Linked DNA regions of Mus musculus: all the other regions are linked to region 3. Evidence: chromatin loops called from intact Hi-C (ENCODE). Cell type or tissue: heart. All regions are shown on one strand. Region 1 has its middle 29 kb from the start of Gnaz. Region 2 has its middle 47 kb from the start of Gnaz. Region 3 holds the start of Gm40692 (a long non-coding RNA gene).

What was found. Hi-C counts contacts between places; a loop is a spot of excess contacts. Peaks named below come from ENCODE experiments on the same cell type or tissue, not always from the same donor. Only the 100,000 strongest peaks of a DNase experiment are listed, where the experiment ranks them.
Region 1: it touches region 3 in a loop (6-fold over the local background); 34 of 42 quality-filtered maps call a loop at or near these places.
Region 2: a loop joins it to region 3, with 3 times the contacts of the local background. A loop is called at or near these places in 30 of 42 quality-filtered maps.

What each region holds. Positions count from the first base shown.
Region 1 is chr10:74,934,090-74,942,089 of GRCm38, reverse strand. No RefSeq gene overlaps it. Among named protein-coding and RNA genes, the nearest start is that of Gnaz, 29 kb to the left of the region's middle. In heart, CTCF peaks have their summits at 2,616, 4,915 (motif pointing left) and 6,879 (motif pointing left); no DNase peak of the experiment used is centred here; H3K27me3 peaks cover 320 bases.
Region 2 is chr10:74,916,478-74,924,477 of GRCm38, reverse strand. No RefSeq gene overlaps it. Among named protein-coding and RNA genes, the nearest start is that of Gnaz, 47 kb to the left of the region's middle. In heart, CTCF peaks have their summits at 1,443 and 3,396 (motif pointing right); no DNase peak of the experiment used is centred here; H3K27me3 peaks cover 1,593 bases.
Region 3 is chr10:75,018,254-75,026,253 of GRCm38, reverse strand. It overlaps Rsph14 (radial spoke head homolog 14 (Chlamydomonas)), which reads left to right. Exons shown (of 7, transcript NM_001163535.1): 4 at 1,090-1,208. Gm40692 (a long non-coding RNA gene) reads right to left here and starts at 3,053. Exons shown (of 4, transcript XR_003948909.1): 1 at 2,948-3,053; 2 at 1,077-1,368. In heart, a CTCF peak has its summit at 4,919 (motif pointing right); no DNase peak of the experiment used is centred here; H3K27me3 peaks cover 501 bases.

The sequences.
Region 1 (8,000 bases), 84 kb after region 3:
GTGGCTATGCTGCCATTGGTTGGAACTGGACACAGTTCACATGGAACTCGGACACAACCCATCCTCAATTGATGCCCCTGGGTATCATGTGAGCATGTGTGCCCATGCCACCATGGTATGGTACTGGGACATGGTGTGTGTGAACAGGTGTGACCACAACACTACAGGCTGATGCTGGATCATGGTACACATGTAAGTATACATACATGTAAGTATGTGTCCCTATGTCGCTCATACTTTGTCACATTTGTTTGCACATGGCTTAGGTGTGAAATTATGGCCCATATGTTGTACTGGAACATGGCTAGTGTGTGAACATATGTTTGCCCATGGCCGTGTTGCTTCACTAGAACATAGCTCATGGATAAACACCTAAAATCATGTTACCATATGATGGAATGGGAACATGCTCAGATATGAACTTGCATAACTTTGCTACCACAGGACTGTGTTGGAATATAGCATGAAAACATGCACATCTGTGCCGCCACAGCATGTGTGTGAACACTCATGCCCATGTCCACATCTCCATGTGGTGGCACTGGAACATGGCACATGTATGAATGTGTGTGCCAATGCTGTGTTAGGATAGTGTTAGGATACTGCTCATGTGTGAACATATGTGAACACCCTGATGATCAATATCACTAGGAAATGGTTTGCATGTGAATATGTCCCCATACTGACACGTGATGGCACTGGGGACATGACTCATATATGAAAACTTTGGTCAGTGTTGGGACGTGACATGCATTTGAACATCCATGTTCATGGCCACCATAGGATGGTACCAGAATATATCACATGTGTTAGGCTATGGACATGGCACCCATGTTGCCATTGGCAGCACCAGAACACAGTACACATGTGAACACACATGGTAATGTTGCTATGTGGTGACACTGGGACATAACTTGCATGGGATCAGGTGTGACTATTCTACTACATCATAGTGCTGGACATAGGTGCATGGGAGCAGGTATGCCCATATGGCAAAGTGATGGCTCTGGAACATGGCCCATGTTAACAGGAATGCCCATACTACCATATGGTGGTGCTGGGACACACCATGTGTGTGAAGATGTGTGTTCATGCCACCATGTGGCAGTGCTGGCATATGGCATGCATATGAACAGCCATGTCCTCACCACCAAGTAATGGTATTGTGACATGGTATGTAAAACCATTGCATGAGGCACTAGGACATGGTATCCATGGGAACGTGATGCCCACATCTCCAAGTGAGGGTGCTGGAACATGGCATACATGTGAATATGTGAGCCCATGCAGCCTTATGATGCTTCTGTGACATGGATCCTGTGTGAACACACATGCCCACAGTGCCCATGTGATGGTACTAGTGTATGGCTGATGTGTGACCGTGAACAAACATGCTATGGGAAGGTGCTGGGACCTAGCTGATGTGTGAATTCATATTCCCATGCTGCCATGGGGAAGTATGTGATCACAACTTGCATGTGAATAGATCTATCCATGCATGACAGTCTGGGTGTGATACTCATTATAATAGGTATGCTCGTATACATGGGTTGGTGCTGGGGTATAACATGTATGTGAATAGACACGTCTATGTCATTATGAGATGGTTCCGGGACATGGCCTGCATGAGAACAGGTGAGCCCATGCCTCAGTATGATGTCACTGGAACTCTGCTCATGTAGGAACACATGTGACCACACCACTACAAGACAGCACTGGGACACGGCTTGTGTGTGAACACATATACCTATCCTGCCAGAGGACAGTGCCATGATATGATCATGTGTGATCTGGTATGTCCATGCTACTACTGGACAGTGCTGGGGCATGACCATCATGTGAACACATGCCCACACCACCATGAGAGGGGGCTGGGTCATGGTATGTATGTGAATAGGCATGCCTACACCAACATGGCAGTGCTGGGGTATAGATGTGTGCTAACATGTGTGTTCATGCCCACAGGACAGACTTGGGCACAAAATATGTGTGAACAGATACGTCTATGCCACCATAGCATGGTGCTAGGGCACAGCTCATGTGAGAACACATGAGTCAATGCCACCAGGGCATGCAGCTGAGACAGGAGTTGTGTGCAAACAGGTGTACCCCCAACCCCCGCCGCCACAGGACAGTGTTGGGACATGACTCACATGTGAACCAGCATGGAAACACAGCCAGGATTTGATGCTCAGATGTATCTCAGGTATGATCATATGTGCTCACACTGCTGGTTGTGCAGCATGGGCAGGTGGGGGCACACAGGATCGGTACATACTTGCATGTGAACAGGCATACCCACACCACGACACAACAGTGCTGGGACATGGCTTTTGTGTGAACACATGTACCCATGCTGCCACATGACTGAGAGCTTGGACAAGAATCACTTACTGACACATGTGCTCACACTGCTGTGGGTCGGTGATGGGACACAGCTGATGTGTGGACATGGATAGCTACATCACCACAGTATTATGATGGGACGTGACAGATTTGATGGTGCTAGAGAACACAGCATGGCAGAGGCAGGCATGACCACATTATCATGTGGTGGCCTCGGGTCATGGTGTGTGCAGAAGTAAAAATGCAAATACAGCCACCTGGTGGTGCTGGCACACAGCACATGCAGGAGTAGGCTTGTCCACACTGCTACTCAGTGGTCCTGGGAAACAGGCATGCCCACACCACTAAATGCCAGCACCAGAACAAGGCATATATGTGTGGGAACAGGAGTACCTAAGTTACCAGATGGTGTGGAAACATGGCTTCTGTTTGAAAAGGCTTACCATGGCTGCCACGGGATGGTCCCGAGACATGGCACATTGTGAACATGTGCCCATGGGACAGCACTCTGACAGGGTATGTGCGAGAACAGATATGTCCACACCACTGCATGACGGTCCTGGGACAGGGTATACAGGTGGACAAGCATGCTCATACCACATGAGGGTTTGGGGCAGAGTGTGTACGTGAACGAGGAGGGCACATGCCACCACATGATAGCACTGGACTATGGCATGCCTGGGACAGGCAGTCCACAATACTATCTGTTGTCACTGGAATGTGGCACTTGTGTGATATGCATCCAGTGTCAGCATGAGAATAGGCCATGTGGTAGTACTGGAATATGGCATATTTAGGGCAGGTGGTCCCGTGCCACCACATTATGACACTTGGACAGGGCATGTGTGGAAGCATAGGCACTCTGCTTCCGAATTGTGAGGCCGGGACACGGGACACATGTGAACACACCACCAGGTGCCTGGGCTGGTCACAGCAGGTGTGCAAACAGGTGAGTCAGGGCCCAGCACACAGCAGCTGTAGGACACGGGAGGCACACTCAAAAGTGAGCTCTGTCCTATGGCAGGTGTACTGTGGGCCTGAGCAGGCATGCCTGCACCACCAGGTAGCAGTGATAGGATCCATCGGGTGCAGAGACAGGTGAGCCCATGCCTCCATGTGGTGGCTCTGGGACATAGCAGTCTTGTAAACAGGCATGCATGCATCAGCACATGGCAGTACGGGGGCACTGCAGGTGCCCAAACAGCACTAGGACATGGAACACGAGGAAACTGGGAAGGTGTATGCTTGTGTTTCTACATGAGCCAAATTCCAGCGCCATCCTACTGAGGCATGAGCTCACATGTTCTCATGCAGGCCATGTCTCTGCACCACCTGATAATGACACAGACCTGTCTGTTCACATACATGTTGTGCCATCCCATGTGTATGAGCATACCTATTAATGAGTGCCATGCCCAGGCTGTTATGCATGGATAAATCTATTCACATGCAAGCTGTGACCCCATGCTTTCCTGTGGCAGCATGGGCATGTGTATGCATGCCACTACTTGATAGTGCTGGAGTACAGCATGTATGGGAACGAGTGTGGCCATGCTACACACGATGGCCCTGAGCCACCCATGTGTGTAAATAGGTGTGCTCATGTCACCCATGTGATGGTGTTGGGACATGACATGAGTACAAATAGGTATGTCCAAGTTGTCACATGATGGAGCTATGACAAGCATGTGTGTCAATAGTTGTGCCCACCCAACTATGTGGTGGTCCTGGGACACATGACCCGGATATGCACAGGTGTGCCTATACCATCATAGCATGACCCTTTGACACTGCACACCTCTGGATAGGTGTGTCCAGGTTGCCACATGTTGGTTTAGAGATACTGATGTGTGGAAATGCATGCCAATACCATCAGGGGACATTGCTGGGATGCGGCTTGCATGTGAACATGTGTGCCCACACCCATCACCCTGAGACAATGCTGGGAAATGGCACAAGTGTTTACATGTGCCCACACTGCCACAGAATGGTGGTGGGACTTAGCACACATATGAACAGGTGAGCCCAGGTGCCATGCCATGTGGTCGTCCTAGGACATAGCTGGAGTGTCCACGGGCATACCCGGGCAACACATGGTGGTTCTGGGATACATCAGGGGTGCAAACGGACCTGCCTACACTTCCACACTGTGAGACTGGGACTTGGCATGGGTATGAACAGGTACGGCCATGCCACCAGATGCCTGTGCTGGGTATACAGCAGGCGTGCAAAGGTGAGCCATCACTGATCTCTGACTGCACTGGGAGATGGCACAGGAGCAAACAAGTGTGGTCACGCTGTCGTGTTACAGTGCTGGGACTTCATAGAGTACAAGCAGGCCTGCCCATCCTGCAACATGTAGGTGACGGGAAATAGCTGGAACACAGAAGGCACAGAGGCTGAGCTGACATGGGACAGTCAGGGACACGGCAGGTATGTGAACAGCCATGCTGCACTGACACACTGCAGCCCTGTTCATGGCAGTCATGAAAACAGGCACTCCCAGGCAGCACATGGCAGTACTGGGGCATGGTAGGTGCACACACAGTCATGCCTGTGCCACCAAGTGGTGGCTCTAAGGAACAGCATGTGTATGTTGGTTGCACTGGGACTTTGGCCAATGTGCAAACAGGCTTGCTTTTAGCTACTCCATAGAGACCCTGGGAAATAGTGTGTGAGAACTGGCACACCCAGGCCTCATATGTTGGTGCAGGATGTAGCAAGTATGTGGATGGTTTTGCCTCTGCTTCCACAATGCAGCATTGGGACGCAGTATGTGTGCCTCGTGCATGGGCACCTGTGCCACAGGTACTGGCACTGGGATACAACACAGGTGTGAACAGATGTGACTGTGCCAACACATGGTGGCACTGAGACTTGGCTGACTTACAGATGGGCCCACCCATACCACCGTGTATTGATGCCAGGACACTACAGGTGTGGAAACAGGTGTGTCAGTGCTGCCAGGAGGTGGCATCAGGACATGACAGGTGTGAGTAGGTGTGCCCATGCTGCACCGCATGATGTCCTTGGTCAGGGCATGTGCGCAAGCAGGAGTGCCCACACAGCCACCTGGCACCTCTAGGTCATAGCATGCCAGAGATCAGGCACATGCACACTAATAAGTGATGGCACCAGGACATGGCATGTGTATGGACATGTGTGCCCAAGCTGCCATATGATTGATCTAGGCCATGCCACATGTGTCACCAGGCATACACATTCTGACAGGAGATTACTCTGGGGCATGGCATATGTGTGAACATGGATGCCCACAACATCATGTGACAATGCTGGGATATCACATATGTGCACATGTATTGCCTGTGCCATCCCACAATGGTGCTGGCACATGGCACACATGTGAACACACATTCCATGCCATTGTTGGATGGCATGGGCATGTAGATGCAAGTCCTATGTTGCCATGTGAAATGCATGGTAATACATGTGACCATGCTATCATGTGGTAGTTCTAGAATATATCATGCATAGGAGCAGGCGTACCCACACCAACATATGTCAGTGCTAGAACATAACACACGTGGGAGCAGGTGCCCCCATGCCAATGTGTCAGCACTTGGATATGACATATGTCAGAGCAAGCATGCTTACACATCACATGGTCATGATAGGGTACAGGGACACTTGTCATGTGGCATTGCTTTAACATGGTAAGTATTGGAACAGGCATACACATAACAACATATGACTGAGCTGGGACATGGCGTATGTGGGAACAGCTGTGCACATGCAACATGTGTTGGCATTGGGACATGGTACACATGGGAATTGTGTACCCACCCAGTCTATGGCAGCACTGGGACATGGTAGACATGGAAGCAAGCATGCCCATGATCATGTGGCAGCACTGGGACATGGTAGACAAGGGAACAGACATGTGCACACTGCTAAGTGGTAGTGCTGGAACACAGCAGGGGTCCATACCTCCATGTTTTGGTATTGAGTAAGTGGCACATGAGTGAACAAGCAAACCTAGACTGTCACATATTGACATACATCTGCATGTATGTGAGCTGGCAAGCCGAGGCTGCCATGTCTTGGTTCTGGAACATGGCAGGTGTGCAAACCTGGTGGCACTGGGATAAAACAGGTGTGCGAACAGGAATGCCTGAGCTTCTGCATTGTGAGGCTGGGACATGGGACATGTGTGAACACACCACCAGGTGCCTGGTCTGGGCACAGCAGGTGTACAAACAGATGAGTCAGGGCCCAGCACACAGCAGCTGTAGGACACTGGAGGCACACTCAAAAGTGAGCTCTGTCCTATGGCAGGTGTACTGTGGGCATGAGCAGGCATGCCTGCACCACCAGGTAGCAGTGATAGGACCCATCAGGTGCAGAGACAGGTGAGCCCATGCCTCCATGTGGTGGCTCTGGGACATAGCAGGCTTGTAAACAGGCATGCACAAGGTAGTACGGGGGCACTGCAGGTGCCCAAACAAGTATGCCTGTATTGCCAGATAGTTTGGGACACACAGGAGTACCAACAGGTAGTCTAGCGCCACCACGTGGAATTCAACGGATGCATGAACAGCTTTGCCCACGCCACCACATTTTGGCACTGGAGCACAGTAGCTGTGTGAACAAACACGTTTGCAAAGCCAGGTGGCCACACTGGGATACAACAGGAGCACACAAGTGTGCCTGCACTGCCACATGGTGGTACTGGACCACAGCAGATGTGAACAAGCATGCACAAACTGCCACAAAGGTGCAAGCAGGCAATGCTGGGACATGATAAGCGAGTGACTGGCCATGCCTGTGCCACCACATGGCATGGCTGGGATAGGACAGCCACACAAACAGCCGTTTGTGGCGTTGCTGAGACACAGCAAGCATGCAAACATATGAGCTTGTGCTGCTGTGCTGGCAGCACTGTGACACAGTAGCTGTGAACAGGTGTGTCTGGGCCACCCGGAAGTAGTGATAGAGGTACGGCAGGTGTGCAAACAGGCAAGCCAGTGGCACTGGGTGGTGGCACTGGGACACAGTGGGCACACACTCGGACATACTTGCGCCACCGTGTGGCACAGACCTGACACACCCACGCACCACATGGTGGACGTGCACACAGACCTGTGCCACCACGTGCTGGCACTAGGGCCTCTTCAGGTTCCCAGACGTGTTCTGTGACATTGCATGGTGGCTGTGGATTTGGCCCTTGTGTAAACAGTTAATATACACGCCACCACATGTCACCACTGGGATAGGGGATGTATGTAAACAGGCATGTACCTACCACATGGTTGGATATGGCAGAAAACCAAACACATCCGTCCCTGTGGCCATGAGGCAGTGCTGTGACATAGCATATGCAAATAAGCATGTCTGTGCCGCTACAAAGCAGTGACAGGACATGGCAAGCGTACAAACAAGCACACATGTGCTGCCAGGTTCTGGGACACACACTTGTACACATGTGTACAAATGTACTCGTGCTACCAAATGGCAGCACTGGACAGGGTAGGCAGGTAAACAGATATGCCTGTTCCATGACATGCCATCTCTGGGATATGGCAGACATGTGATGGCACGCATGCGAAGATGTATGCCTGTGCCCCACTTGGAATGATGAGAGATGGCCGGCATGCTCGCACCACCAGGCAGCACTGCTGAAACACAGCAGACAC
Region 2 (8,000 bases), 100 kb after region 3:
ACTACATGGCAGCACTGGCGCTCAGCAGGACTTGAACAAGTGTGACACGTATCCATGTGGCGGCACTGGTATATAGCGGGTTAGTCAATAGTCATGCCTGTAGCACCATACCACGTAGCCTCACAGGGGCACACCAAGCACACTAACTGGCATGCCTGTACCCACCACGTGGCATTGCTTGTATATTGCAGATGAGCCAAGAGGCTCATGTCACCACCACGAGGTATCACTGTGACTCAGAATGATGTATGATCAGGTCTTCCTATCTGGCCTGTGTTGGCCCTGTGACACGACAGATGTATGAACAGGCATGCTCCCATTGCCAGATGCGGTCACAGGGATGTTGTGTGTAATTTTAAAAACACGCAGGCTGGAGAGATGACTCAGTGGTTAAGAGCACTGACTGCTCTTCCGGAGATCCTGAGTTCAAATCCCAGCAACCACATGGTGGCTCACAATGAGATCTGATGCCCTCTTCTGGTATGTCTGAAGTCAGCTACAGTGTACTTAAATAAATAAATCTTTGGGCCAGAGCGAGCGGAGCTGGAGCGAGAAGGAAAAAAATTGAAAACAAACAAACAAATAAACAAGAAAATAAACAACCCCCCCCCCCCCCGTTACCTCCTTGCTCCATGCGTGGCCCATGCTCTGATGTCTCTGGGTTCCCCATTACTTCAACTTGATCACAACTACCCCCCACCCAGGGAAATCCAGGAACTGCTGTCTGCACTCCAATCACTTCCCTTTGGCTAGCTTCGCCAAGCCACCAGCTACCGCCCCAGCTCTTCTCTTTCTCCTGCCCACCTTAGAAGAAAACCACTAGACAGCTCCATTGTTTTAAAACTAGCCAGATCGCACTGCACATTTGTTGGACTTTTATTAGCTAACCTATTTTAGCCAACTGCCTGTGGTAGAGATCACCGTTTTCAGCCACCCAAGATCTTATGTGGTTGTAGCGTGCCTCCCGTGCCAAAACCTGCCGAAAAGCCCTCTCTTTCCCTGTGTCCCTTCTCTTCCTCTTGGGACCCGGAAATCACACCTTTTCCCCTTCGCCCAAGCAGGTGGCTCTCGCCTTCTTTATTGACCAAATCAAGAGTTAATTAGGAAACCTGAATTTAGTATCAGCTCCTACCCCTACACAGGGACACAGGCCCATGTGGCAGTGCCAGAACACAGCGGGCATGAGCAGGGCACACTCACTGCCACAAGGCATAGCTAGGATATGACAGGTATGTAAAAAGGCTTGTTTACATCATGTGACATTGCTGGGAGATGACAAGGGAGAACAGGCATCAGGTGACTGTGTTGGGCTACAGCAGAAACGAACAGGTGTGCCTTTGCTGCCACCCATCAGTACTGAGACAGGACGTGGGCACAGACCGGAATGTCTGTGCTGCCAAGCCCTGGGACCTGGCAGGCACACACAGGCACTTCCACACCACCATGTGGTGGCACTGAGACATGGCAGGCATACAGAAATGTGCCCATGGTGCTATGTGTCACTGCTGGAACTCGGCAGCAATGGTGATTATACACAGGGCTTTATGAGTCACTGCATGACAGTTCTGGGACACCGCTGAGGCAGGAACAGGCATGCTCTTGCCAACAGGTGGCTGCCTCCAGACATGGAAGGCCTATAGGCAGACATGCCCGCACCATCAGATGACACTGCTGAGACACAGCAGGTATACACATAGATTTGCTTGGACCACATGGCCTTGCTGGAAAATGGCAGGTGCTTGAACAGGTGTGCCCAGGCACCTCGTGGCAGAGCTAGGAGATGGTTGGCATGTAAACAGGTGCATCTAAGTGACAGGTGCATCACTTGGACCCGGCAGACAGATAAACACACACTCATGCTTTAATGTGGCAGCACTGGGACTTGATAGACGTGTGAACAGGACTACCTGTGCCACCACGTGTTGATGCCAGGATGTGCCAAGTGCATGAACAGGCATGCTCGCACCCCTAGGTGGAGGTCCTGGTGCACAGCTGCTGTGACCACGCATGCTCAAGCCACCAGGTATCAATGTTGGGAAATGGCAGGCCTCCAAACAGGCATGTCTATCCTACATGGTGATGCTGGGGCCCCACACGCATGGACAGGCAGGGCTGCATAGCCATTAGGCAGAGCTGGGAAATGGCAAGGATAATCAGGTGAACCCTCGATGTGGCAGTGCTAACACGTGCAGACGTAGGAATAGGGTTGTCTATCATGCCGCTTGGTGGGGTAGGGACTCAGCAGGAGCAAAAGCAGCCCTGCTGGTGCTGCCACACTTGGTTCTGGGATGTGGCAGGGGCATGGACACAAGCACGTCCACGGAACCACATGATAAAGTTAGGACACAGTGGGCAGGCACACAGGTATGTGTAGCCGTCCAGAGGCTTATGGTCGAGCTGGTTTCACCTGAAAGGGGGGCTGGAAATGAAAAGGAGGTGGTGAGGGGCAGTGAGAGAAGAATGAAGCCAAGCCAAGGCTCCAAGTTTAATATTCAGCACTGCATTTGTATAGGGAAAGCCCGCAGAACCCATCCTTTGTTTTGCAAAGCCAGGCGGTCTTGTGGCAGTCTCTTCTTCTAAGTTCCTGTGGGAACTTGCACGTGCAGCCAAGGCAGATGACTCCACCAAGGTCGATAAGGTCCATTGTGGCAAGCGTTCAAGGTCTGTTCAGCCTGCTCAAGGCCGGGAAGGCTACAGTATGCCTGCGCTGCTACGGGGTGTTATGGGGGCACAGCAGGTTTGTGAACAGGCTTGTTCATACTCTCACATGAGGCCCTGGGACACAGCAGGCACGAATAGGCTTTCCCACAAGTAGGCATGCTCACGCTCCACATGGTGGCACTGGGACAAGGCACACGGACAGGCCTGGTTATGCTGCTAAGTGGTGACCCTGCTATACAGCAGGGATGACTAGATGCTCTGAAGCTTCCCAGAGAGGCTGGGATGCCGTGGGCGTGTAAACAGATATGCCCACATTGCCAGGTGCAGGCCCTGTTTCATGTCAGGTGCATGCTCAAGCTACCACATAGCAGTGCTGAGACCCGACTGGCATACAAGGAGGCATGCCCTACTTATGTAGCAGCGCTGGGACACAATAGCTGTGAATGGGTGTGGCCACGCAGACGCTTAGCAGTGCTGGGAACTGACAGGCACTCTCAGGTGTGCCCTTGCTGCTCTGGAACATTAAAAGTGCAAACATCTGCACTGCCAGACGTTGCTGCTGTGATTTAAAGCGGGCATGTGAACAGGCAGACCTACACCGCCACAGTGTGGTGCAGGACATGGGTGTACAAACAGGTAAGCACACGCCTCGTGGCCCCGCAGACACAGCAAGCACATGAATGAGTGTGCCCACACTGCCACACACTGGCAGTTCTGAGCTGTGGCGGGCATGCAGATGTGTATGCCTGTGCCACCAGGTGGCAGAGATGAGACACACTTGATGTGAGAGCTGGCGTGCCTGTGGTCCCATGGGGTGATGTTGGAAAACGGCAGGTGTGTGAACAGATGTGGCCACTCCAACACCTGGTGGCACTGGACACCACAGATGTGCAAACAGGATTACCCATGCGGCCAGTGGCCGTGGGACTGGGTCCTTGCATGTGTACAAACAGATGTATGGCAGGCAGCACCGGGACACGGCAGGTGTGCTTGCTGACCCTCACCCCTGTTTCCCTGCTGATGTAGTAGATCTGGAGTCTCTCAATGCACGTTTCTAAGGACTTTCCAGGCAGCACTTGCTCTGGATAAGAGAACATACTTAGAAAGCTGTGGTTGAGAAGCCTGGATTCACAAAACAGTTTTCCGAGGCAAGGGACAGCACTGTTGTTTATCGAACTAGTAATTCAGGCTTCCGTGTTATTGATCAGCAGGCGATTTTCACACAGTTCAAGTGTAGTTGCCACTTTCTCTAAATTTAGAAACCACAGCCACTGAAGTGACTCTGACAAGTCACTGCTGTCAGAGGAGTTTAAAGCCTGTGAAAACCTGTTCACAAGGCAGCAGCGTTTGAACTGGACAGAGCTTGTTTCTTTGGTCATATCATGTCGGATGACGTTAGCTCACCCATTTCATCTAACCAACATTGATAATTTCACGTCCTTTAATGTGAAAATGACATTATTTAAAAATTTTAAAAATGTATTCTTTTCTTATATATTACACTTAGATCACAGTTTCCCCTCCCACCTCTCCTCCAAGGCCCCCCCCCCCAACCCCATCTGCTCTTCCTCTGTTTCTCTTTGGAAAAGGGCAGACCTCCTGTGGATATCAACCAAAGATGGCATATTAAGTTGCAGTAAGACTAGGCACCTCATGCCGTATTAAGGCTGGATGGGCAACCCAGTAGGAGGAAATGAAAAATACGACACTGTTTTTTTTAACAGCTTGTAGATACAGATGGCCAAATAATGACATTTCACTTTTAGTTATATTGAATATAAGAAGGGATTATTATTGACCTGGGCACAGTGGTAGATACATTAATAATCCCAGCACTTAGAGATGAAGGCAAGACCGTCATGAATTCAACCCCAGCCTGAACAACAGTGGGAAATTATCTCAAGAAAAAAATGCATTAAGAAAAAGTGTGTATTAGTTTAGTTAGAAAAGTGTTTATGGCGATAAAATGTGGTTTCTATGAGGTAACAAAGTGAATGTATTCTAAGTATTTCAGTCAAAAATCATCATTATCCAACATACCCTTGACTATAATAGGAATAATTGAATTGAACATTATGAGTCAGAAAGGAACCGGGATAGAGGAACAGAGAGATGGAGCACTTAACCAGAGGACCGAGCCAGGCTGACTCCATGATGGGATCCAAACTGGCAATTCAGGAGACTAGGACTAAGTTTCTGTTTCCTAGGATTGATCAAGCCAGTTCCTGGAAAAATCACTGCCTGCAGGCGGCCAATCAGGAACTGCCCCACCGCCTGGCCTGAGGCAAAAACAAGGAAGTCAGCAACACTTTTTAGCTGCCACCCCAACCCCAAATGGCTCTGGAAAGTCCCCAAAGCCCTAGCCAATCCTAGAGGCACCCATGCTCCTAGAGATAGAGTCAACCAATCAGGATAAAGGGCGCCTACCCCTCCCTGGAATTCCCCTAATCGGCTGTAAATTGAGCCTTAGAGCTCACCTCCAGGTCGCCACTTTTGGTGAATGGTAGACCCCATGCATGCTGGATTTCTGCAGAATAAACTCTTTTTGCTTTTGCATGCTATTCGAGTCTGAGGTATCATTCTTCTGCAATTCATGGCTCATATTACCTGCCTTGGGATGGTACTTGCCAAAGTGGGCTGGGCTACTACATCAATTAGCAATCATGTAAATGCCCCACATGTTTGGCCACGGGCTAGTCTGATGGAGGCAACCCCTCAGTTGAGGGTTCCACATATATCTAGGTGACAACCAAGATTAGTCATCACAATGAATCTTCCCCGTCCTCCCTCAAAAATCATAAGCTTATTTAAAACATTATGGTGTTATGTTGTGATTAAAATAAGTCCCTTGTAGAGTTTTGAACAGGAACTTTGCAGATGGCAACATTAGGTTACAACATTACAAAGCTGGACCCATCTGCAGGGATGGATATCAAGCAGATGTCTGGATGGCACCCAGCTTGTAGTAATGTTAGCAAAACTTCACGCTGTGCGGTTTTGTGCCATCCCACAGACGTTGACTGTGGTACCTGAGGACATAGAAGGGACCACGTTTGCGAATATGTTTGTGTTAAGGAGGTTGATATTTTTAGTGCAAGATGAATTACTTGCCAAATGACAAGCCACTGAATAATACTGTACCCAGAAAAGTGAACAGGAAGCAATATGGCTGCATTGCATAACTGCAGATTCAGTGAAGTATTGTGGATAAAATATCTAAAAGATTGTAGCTTAGAAGAAGCTTAGCAGTATAGGAAGCTTCAAATTTCATATTTCACAGAAACACTATAAGATAAGCAGAAGATGTCAGAATCAATTTCTTAGATTGCCAGAAGCTGCTGGAAATACAGATTTCTTTTAGTCTAGCAAACACCATTCTATTTCATTTTCAATCCCCTTAAAATTCTTTTAAATGTTAAAGACAGGCTTGATTCTGTTAGTGTTTCATGTGCTCATGTATTGAAATATGAAATAACAGAGAGCACCATCGATGTGTATAATTTAAGTATGTTAGTTAGAAAGAAGAGGGGAAGCTGGGCGTGGTGGTTGGTGCATGCCTTTAATCCAAGCACTTGGGAGCAGAGGCAGTGAGTTTCTGAGTTTGAGACCAGCCTGGTCTACTGAGTGAGTTCCAGTACAGCCAGGGCTATACAGAGAAACCCTGTCTCAAAAAAAAACAAAATGAATGAATGAATGAATAAATAAATAAATAAATAAATAAAGAAAAGAAAAGAAAAAGAAAAAGGAGAGGGGGAAAATTCCTAAACTCTTAAGTAAAAACGTTGTCCATACATGTAAAAAAAAAAAGAGAGATAAATTAAAGGTGATAAGTTATTAATGAGGATAGCCTAAATTCTGTAGAGAGAACCAAGTCTTAGAGTTAAAAAAAAAGGTGGGGGGAGGGTGTGAAGGAAATCTTGATAAGTCTGTGTAGTTAAACTTAAATTGTCGGCACAAATGCTTAAGTGAAAACCGAGGCAGAATACGTGGCTCTCTCACTTGAGTCTTTGAAGATAAAATGTCACAAAGTTCTCAGACAATAAGCCAGAGATATAAAAAACTAGAGGGCCGTGCATAGAGAATGCTTGAGTGAGCAAACATCACTAAATCGTTGCGTAGACCTCTCCAATTATAGCCTCCCCAGGCAGGGTCCTCTCATTCGCTTGAAGTTTCCTCTATGTTTGTTAAAAATGCCTCGAGCTTGAATTTTATATTTTTGCTTAAGGCAATAAGACTTATAGGAAGGGAGCAATGTGAAAGCTTAGCAAAATCACCAAATCCAGGACACCTCTGAATGCTTAGGACAGGATCCCCATCGGAGGGGGTGGGTGGAAAGGGGCGGAGCCTGTCTTGTTTCTAAATGGACTTGTTGGCAGGAGCCTGGGCTGGCAAGTTCAACCAGGAATCCAGAGTGTTTAGCAACAGATTGAAGATCAATGCAGATGAATGAAATAAGCATTTAGGGATTGAAATTTGGTTAGAACTGGCAGCTAAGGACATGGTTTTTCATCAGCAAACATTTTGGAAAAGCCACATTACAGATGGTGCGCTAGGGTCCCAGGCAAAATGACTGTGGCAGACCTCTGTCAGCGATCTTCAAACAACGCCTTGGGATAGAACACAGACTCCAAGTTGCATGCAACTGTTGGTATGGCACTGCAGTGTGAGACAAAGGCTTTTCTCCCTTCTCACTAGTGCACACTCACTTCAAAGTCTTAATTGATGTGTGGCAAGTGTCTGTCACATTTCATAGAAAAACACGTATCAGTCAGTGGAAGATGATACTGAAAGATGCCATCACTGTCTCAATGACATTGTTAGTTTTGAAATTTTATTTTAATAATAGTTGGGAAGTGCTATTTGGAGCTTTGTAGAAATATGTAGACAAGACCAATGTATCTCATTTCTACGTTATTTTTTAAAAAAGAGTAAAAGTTATCATAAATAATGAATGTATCCAAACACTTTTATAAAATGTCACTGAATGAACTAATTTGAAATGAACTAACTTCCTTGGTTTTCAGTCCCTGATATGTGAAGTTGATAACATGCTTATCTTTATAGAAATATTTCTTTACTAACTTGGGAATGTAACATAGACGTAAGTCGGTAGAATGTGCACACTCTAAGAATAAGTGATGGTCACATGATACCAAATGAGACTGGCTGACAGGTCATCAGTGTAAGACCAACGATGTGCACTCTAAGAAACATTAACCTGAAAAGAAGGATTGCCATTTCAGTAACTCAATTTTATATGAATATCATCAATTTCTGTGTAAAAGAAAAAACAGTTACTTTAGAGTTACATATGATGCTAAAATGTAATATTTGCAATT
Region 3 (8,000 bases):
GAACTATATATAACCTTATTTCACACACACACACTCCACACAAAACTTAACTCCAAATGGTCCAAGGGCTATAAACGAAAGACCTGATACACTGAATCTGACAGAAAGGGCTATCCTTGAACTCACGGGCACAGGACACTGACTGTGCAGACATTCAGACCAATCATTAAGAAATGGGACCTCATGCAACTACAAAGCTTCTATACTGCCAAGAAAACCACTATTCAAGTAAAGGAGCAGTCTATAGAATTGGGAAAAATTACTCACTAGCTATACCAGTCATAGCTAAACTATACAGAGAACCCCCCCCCCCAAAAAAAAACCTCAAGAAGACAATCCAGGTTTAAAAAATGAAGCCAGGAACTAATCAGGGAGTTCTCAAAAGATGAGATACAAATGGCCGAGAAGTATTTTAAAACACTTTCAAGATCCTAGGCTATTGGGAAATGCATATTAAGATTACCTTGGGATTTCAACTTACTCCCGTCATGATGGCTAAGAGAGAGAAAATAAAAACGATGATGATGAATGTTAGTGTGGATGTAAGGCTGGTAGGAGTACAAACTGGGTGCAGCCACTATGGAAATCAGTGTGGCCGTTCCCTAGAAGGCTAGAAATAGATATACCATACAATCTGGCTCTATATTACTCTTAGGCACATACCCAAAGGACTCTGCATCCTACCATAGAAACAACTGACCATATGTGTTCTTTGCTGATTTTTTTCACAATGGCCAGCAAACAGAAACAACCTACACCCCCATAAACCAATGAGTGGATAATGAAAACATGCTTTGTTTATACAACAGAACAGTATTTGGCTTTTAAAATAACCAAAATTGGGTCTGAAGAGTTCGCCCAGTGATTACAAATACTTGTGGCTCTTGCAGAGGACCAGGGTTCGATTCTCAGCATCCACATGGTGGTTCCAGTTCCAGGGAATCCAATGCTCTCTTCTGACTTCTTTGGGCATCATCTATACATGTGACACACACACAAGCAAGCAAAACACCCATACACATAAAATAAATATATTTTAAGAAAACTGAAATGGTCTTCTTATGTCTAAAACCCACCTTCCTTCTTTAGAGTTGGCTTCTTAAAGCATGACATCATCCAAGCCCTGTCACTCCTGCTGAGTGATCACCAGACCCTCTGCCGGGAGAATCTACACCAGGCATACAAGCATCTGGCACAGTTGCCTAAAGGTAGAGTTGTGTCGCACATGGGATCTGGTAGACGACTGTCTGCAGTCTTCTGCTTTTGCTCAGTTTGTGCCAGGCCTTAGGTCAAAGCCTTCAGTACGTTTTAAAAAATGACCTTGGAGTGGGACATGGGTGCAGGCTGTACCCCCAACTCCTCCAGAGGCTGAGCAGAGAGGAAGATCAGAATGGATATCAGAGTAAGACTTTGTTTCAAATCTGTAGCAGCAGCAGTAGCAGCAACAAAGTTACATTTTTGTTAAGATATGACAAAAAAAATTTTGGGGCGGGGGAGGAAGGTGTTATCTCGGAGACAGGGTTTCCCTGTGTAGTCATGGCTGTCTCGGGGACTCTCTCTGTACACCAGGCTAGCTTCAAGCTCGGAGATCCTCCTGCCTCTGCCTCCCAAGTACTGATGTGTTTTTACAAAGTTGGGAGTGTAGCTCAGAAGTAGGATAAAGACCCTGAATTCTATCCTATCATCCATCTCCAATAATGCAAATAAGTCAATGTTTTTGGTTAACTTCTAATAAATAAACACAAAGAAGAACCCTGCAGCCTGTTCCCACGACTCCAAGGCTTTCCAGTGGCTCTAGACCGGATTCTCTTCCTCAGGATGACCCCCTTCTGAGGTTATGTGCTGGGTTGTTCGGTACTTTTTCGTTTGGGGGATACTGGTATTAAACCCAGGCATTCCCATGTGCTGACTGATAACTCCACCACAGAGCATACATTCCCAGCATAGTCTATGATTCTTAAAGCTTCCTGAAAACGGGAATATCTAGTCTATACTATTCCAAAGATTTTACACGCTTTCAGTTAGTGTTTCATTTCTGAATCAAAAGTGAATTTTGGAGGTTCCGACTTGCATGAAGTGAGCATTAGAGCTCACCTATTCTGCTGCCGAGGGACATCTGATTGTACGAACCCACTTAAGGGATAGATAAAGTCCAAGTACCCCCTGGATCTCTTCCCACACCTCACCCTTCCTCATGGTCTACCCTGATATATTAACAATTTGGTTACTATAACCTTACAACATGTACAAAGATTTTTACCATATACACAGTATATAAAAATGTATAATGTTGTTTTGCATTTTAAATCTGTGTTAAGTGGGTCTTGCTGGATGTATCCTTGGCAGCTTAAAAGTACCCCAAGAAGTAATATTATATGTTTAAAAATTATTATTATATTTCTGATGTAAATCTTCACAAAGCACCACAGCTGATGATGGTGATGATAATGATGATGATGATGAAGATGCTGCTGCTGGTGTGTGTGTGTGTGTGTGTGTGTGTGTGTGTGTGTGTTATGACTTATGTGTGGCTGGCAGGCAGAAGGCAACTTTTGAACTTTGAGGAGTTGCTTCTTGCCTTCCACCTTGCTGAGGTAAGATCTGGTTTGCTCCTGCTGCTTGCTGTCCTGCATACTCCAGGCTTGCTGGCCCATGGGCTTCTGAGTAATTCTGGTTCCCCCATTTTTGCCTTAGGAATACTTAGATTACAGATTCTTGCTACTGCATTCGCTTTTTGAAAAAACATGATTCCAGAGATAAAATTTAGGTGACGAGGATTGTGTGGCAAGTGCTTTTACCTTGTAGAGCCACCTCACTGGCCCTAATATTACAACTTTGAGAGACGTATACACGTTGAATCAAATGCCATTCACATGTTTCCATGCTAGCTCTTTCCACTTCCAGGCTGCACAGGGAAAGAGTAGTGGACATTTCTGCACAGACTTACCTGGTACACAAGAGGGATTCCCCTAGAGTCTGCCGGTGAAGGTGATGTTGGCCTCACGTCTTGGTTAGGGCTTTACTGCTGTGAAGAGATACCATGACCAAAGCAACTCTTGTAAAGGACAACATTTAATTAGGGCTGGCTTACAGGTTCACAGGTTTAGTCCATTTTCATCATGGTAGGAACATGGCAGCGTCCAGGCAGGCATGGAGCTGGAGAAGGAGGTGAACGTTCTGTATCTTGATCCTAAGACAGCAGGAGACTGTTTTCTATAGGTGTGTGTGTGGGGGGGGGGGGGGCTCTGTTCCGCCCTGGACTGAGCTTGAGCCTAGGACCTCAAACCCCACCCCCACACTGACTCACTTCCTCCAACAAGGCCACACCCACTCAAACCAAGCCACACCTCCTAATGGTGCCACTTTGCACGGGCCAAGCATATTCAAGCCACCACACCTCAGATGCACACCTGCTTCACTGTTGCAGGCTATCAGAACTGCTTCCTAGCCTGCCCTTCCCCAGCTAGCGCCATCCTGTCAGCTAACCCAATGGTATGCTCTGGAAGCTCACTGTTGTATGGTGTTGTCCACGGGCACGACCAGTGAGAACGAATCAGCATTACCCCTGGCTCCTCTCTGTCCAGTGCCTCTGGGGGAGCTGGGACCCACTTTGCCAGTACATTCCTTTTCTACTCAACTGCCAACTTGATGAGCTCTAGAATCACCTGGATTCTAGGATCTAGAAGATGGGCTCTGGGCATGCGTGTGAGGGACTATCTTGGGTACGTTCTTTGGGGCCGGAAGACCCACTCACTGTGTGTGGTATCAAGCCCTAGGCTGCTGAGCTGGGATCCAGACGAGAAAGAGAAAGTGTGCTTGGATTATACGTATTGTTTACTCCCTGCTCTCTGTGAGCATGAACGCGGCAAATGCCTCAAGCCCCTTCTGCCGAGCCTTCCCTATAACGAACGACTCTGGGGTCCGTGACCAAATAAACCCTTCCGTCCCGAGACAGCTTTTTGTTTTGTTTTGTTTTTTGTTTTGTTTTGTTTTTAATGAGATAGGTAAGCGTCTCCTTATTTATTCAGTTGGCCCTAAAGTTCTTCACTTGGAAGTTGGTCTCACCAGCTTTGCCTTTGTGTTTCCCCCCTGAGGTAGGGATCGCTAGAGAAGACAGTCCCACTTATCCTGAGCTCCTGAAGACGTTCTGCCGTGTCTCCTAGGAAACAGCCTTACTTTTCCTGAGCAGCTGGCGAAGGTTGTACCCACAATAGAGCTTTGCCCATCTTCCTTCTAGACCTTGCTGCCAATCAATACTACCAGGGTTCTGAAAAGTGTCCTGGGTTCTCCCGGATGCTCCCCATCTTCCTGTAGAACTCAAACGACACAGGGAGTCTGCTGGGCTGACAAGCCCAACCGACACAAGCCTTTCTGAAGACCTCAGTGTGAGCCATTTGCCTTGATGGGTGCTGATCACTGCGGGTGAGGTCCCCAGAAGGCAGGCCAGGGAAGCCTGGTGGAGAGATTGGCATCAGGGGCTTGGGTAATGATGGGTAAGTTGTCAGAGGAAGGGAGGCAGTGTGGTCCGTGCCTGGGGAGGTGCATGCACCTTGGGACCACTCGGGTGCTGTCTGTGGCTTTTGGGTTCAGTGGTGTGGCTGTACCTCACAGTGTCCTAGCTGGGCTTTGGATGGGGCGTGGATTTCTTCTTCAAACGTCCCTCTTATCAGTATGTGACGTTGGGCAGTTGCTAGTTGGTGGGAACCTGACTTGCTAGCTTGCAGCATATATTATGGGGCTTCCTTGTCAATGGCAGCATTTAGAAGTTCTTTGTTTTGTTAATTGCATCTCCCATGGCATTGCCTCCGGACTACCTTGAGTGTAGTTAATATTGTTTAACTGGTGGATGTACTCGGCAAAGGTCTTTCCTTCTGAATCCTTGCCGCTACCAAGGTCTGAGTTGTTCCCAGAATAACCAGCAGGGGGTGCAGCAGGACTAGGGCCTGGGCCCGTCTCATGCCCTAAGGGGTTGTTGCCCTATTAAGCGAGGAGAAACCAAAACAGAATAGGTAAATGCCACAGAGGGGCTGCTGGGCCACGTTCCCTAGAAACTAGTGGCCTTGATTGCCCACCCAGGATCCTCTTCTGTGTCAGGCACTGGCTGGGTATTTGGGTGAGTTTGGGCCTGGTCCATTTTCATGTAACTCCCTCCGGTTGTGCCAGGCTCTCAGACCCTGGCCTAGATGTAGTGGTGGTAGTATAACTTACCGCAGTGATCTGGCTCCAATGTGGGATGCCCGGACTTGGGTCAAGGCCCTGACTGATCAGACGTAATCACAAACCATTCCCCAGCTTTGCAGCATCTTTCTATCCCAGTGCGGGGCCTGGGTACCACAAGAAGATGTCTTGAATGTGGTTTTGAACCTGGCCAGCTTGAGATGCTGCAGAGAGCTGCCCTGGAGTCATACTGTCTGGGCTTGACTGGGGTCTGGGCAGCTGTTGTCACAGGGGGATGAACCTGCTGGGACTGGTCGTTCCCTGAAGTGATGGACTGATGGAGAAACTTTCCCTTCAATGGACAGCTTAGCCCCAGGCAGGCGACATACTCCTGCATCTGACGCTATACCTATGTCTGTTGCTGGATATTTAATCACACTGTGGACCCCAAGATTGTGAACTGGAAAATCCTCATGGTGTGGTTCAACCCAGAGCACACACCTTCAACCCAAGAGCTTTCTGTTGACTGTAAATAGGTAGTGGTGTGGCTCAGCCCTAGCACAAACCTTTCATCCAAGAGCTTTCTGTAAGCAAGAGCTAAATAAAGTTAACAACAGGTCAAGAGGCTGAGCAAGTTGACAACCGGCCAACCGGTTAACAGGGAGTGGAATAAGTAAACCCAGAGAAGAGAAAGGAGGGTCTTAGGAGTTGAAGGATATTTAAGACAGGGAGGAGGAGGGGGAGGAGGAGAAGGAGGAGGAGGGGGGGGAGGAGGAGGAGGAGGAGGAGGAGGGGGAGGAGGAGGAGGAGGAGAAGAGGAGCTTTTCTTTTTCTGGGATGCCAGTGGAGTAGGAAGGTCAGCTGGGTGCTTTCTCTGCCTCTCTGAGCTAGCAGGCTTTCATCCCAGCATCTGGCTCCCGAGTCTTCACTGGCAAAATTGAATGGCAGGAATTCTTGTTTTGAAAATGGCATGTGTCCTTAGCCCGACAGCCCAAGTTGCTCCTATCCCTGACCTTTAAGATAATGCCTGACAACAAGGATCTATTTATTTCCCTGTTATCAGAGTTTCTGGGTACCCCCTTTCTCTCCACTCTTACCCCCTTCCCCCGGCACCTCCAGTGGGATAGAGCCTTTTCCTGTCCATCCCTATCAGGACTGACCAGGGTCCCAGAACTTACCCTCACTGTTTCTCTTAGGAGAAGCTGGCTTAATCAGCTCTTTTTCATTAGGTTTGTATGGTATCTCCGGGGTTCAAAATAGCCTATTACCAATGGAATTACCACAGGGATGGGGGCCTCTGGGAGCATACTCAAAGCTATGCTTGGCTGGCAGCTGGAGTGGGAACTATCCCCGTCCTGAGGCTCCTTGTTAGGCCTCTACTGGTGAGATGAGTCCCTCAGGGTGCCACCCAGCCGTTGGAGGCTGCTTATCCTCTTATCGTCATAGTGTAGTGTTGCTACCCCTGCCTCCCCATGACATTCGTCCCTGTGCCAGCTGGGCACACACTCTGCCCATTTGTCCTGGATGTCTAGTATTTTCTCTAGGGCCTAGACAGACTACACACAATCCTTCCTTGCTGTAGACTAGCCAAGTCATTTGCCATGCTGCTTGTCCCCGTTGGGGTCTCTGATATTTTGGGAGTGTGTGCACATAGGCAATGTGTGTGTGCGCGCGAGCGTGCATGTGTGGTGTAGGCAACAGATAACCTTAAATGTTAGTCCTTGGGCGTTGTCCACTTGGTTTTGTTTTGTTTTTGTTTTTTTGGTGTGTGTGGGGGGTCGGGGCAGGGGATTTTACTGGAATATAGGCAAGGCTGACTGGCCAGTAAGCACCATGGATTTGAACCCTTGTCAGTTTCCACCTCTCCAGCACTGGGATTTCGAACCCACACCATGATGCCCAGCTTCTCACGCCAGTGCTGGGAACCGAACCCTGATCTTCACGCTTGAGCAGCAAGCACTCTGCCTACTGAGCCAACGTCCCACGCCCTTTTGTTTCCCCTTTTGTAAAGCAAAATCAACGGTCATAGCATCTTAGGAGTGCGTTGCGGAGCACTGCTGTCGAGGGCCGCCACCATCGAGGATGCCCTGCATCAGTGACCGTACAAGCCACTGAGGAAGGTGGTGATCCCCGATGGCGATGTGTCTTGGGAGGGAGGCTAGACAGTGCCAGCAGAGCATCGGCGAGCCCCTTCGGTGGTTCCTGTCACCAGCTTCTCACTTAATTTCCTTTGGAAGACAGGTTGCCAATTTCCCTGCTAAAGCTGGACATCGGTATTTACCCTGTAGGCCTCCCCTGGGCCTCTTAGGTCAGCCTGTGCCCTTAGGAGGAAGGAGATGGGTCAGACGGTTCCTCACCGATGAATCAGTGGAAACTGCTATATTATATGAACTCGAATTAATGGAATCTGCTTATGCTGCCCTGTGAATGGGCGAGTGTAGGGAGGTGAGCTAGGGAGGGAATAAAGCATCTACACAGGCTGAGATGGGTTTAAGCTTGATCCTGGGGGATGGACATACTGAGGACTGTGAGGATGGAGAGCAGGAGGGAAGGAAGGACAGACTGCCGCAGGTGAGCTACAGTGGATAGGCAGCGAGCTCAGCACCAAACTCAGAACGGGAGTCTGAGGAGGATATGACGGTTGATCTCGACTGTGAACTTGACAGAATCCAGGCTCTTAGGAGATGAGAATCTGAGCATGCTCACTAAGGGTCTGTATGGTTTGGGCATGCTCATTGAGGGTCGGTATAGTCTGAGCATGCTCCCTGGGTGTATGGGTTAGCCTAGCCACTGGACAAGCCTGTGAAAGATTGGGTAAATTGGAGAGGGACGACCCATCTTGA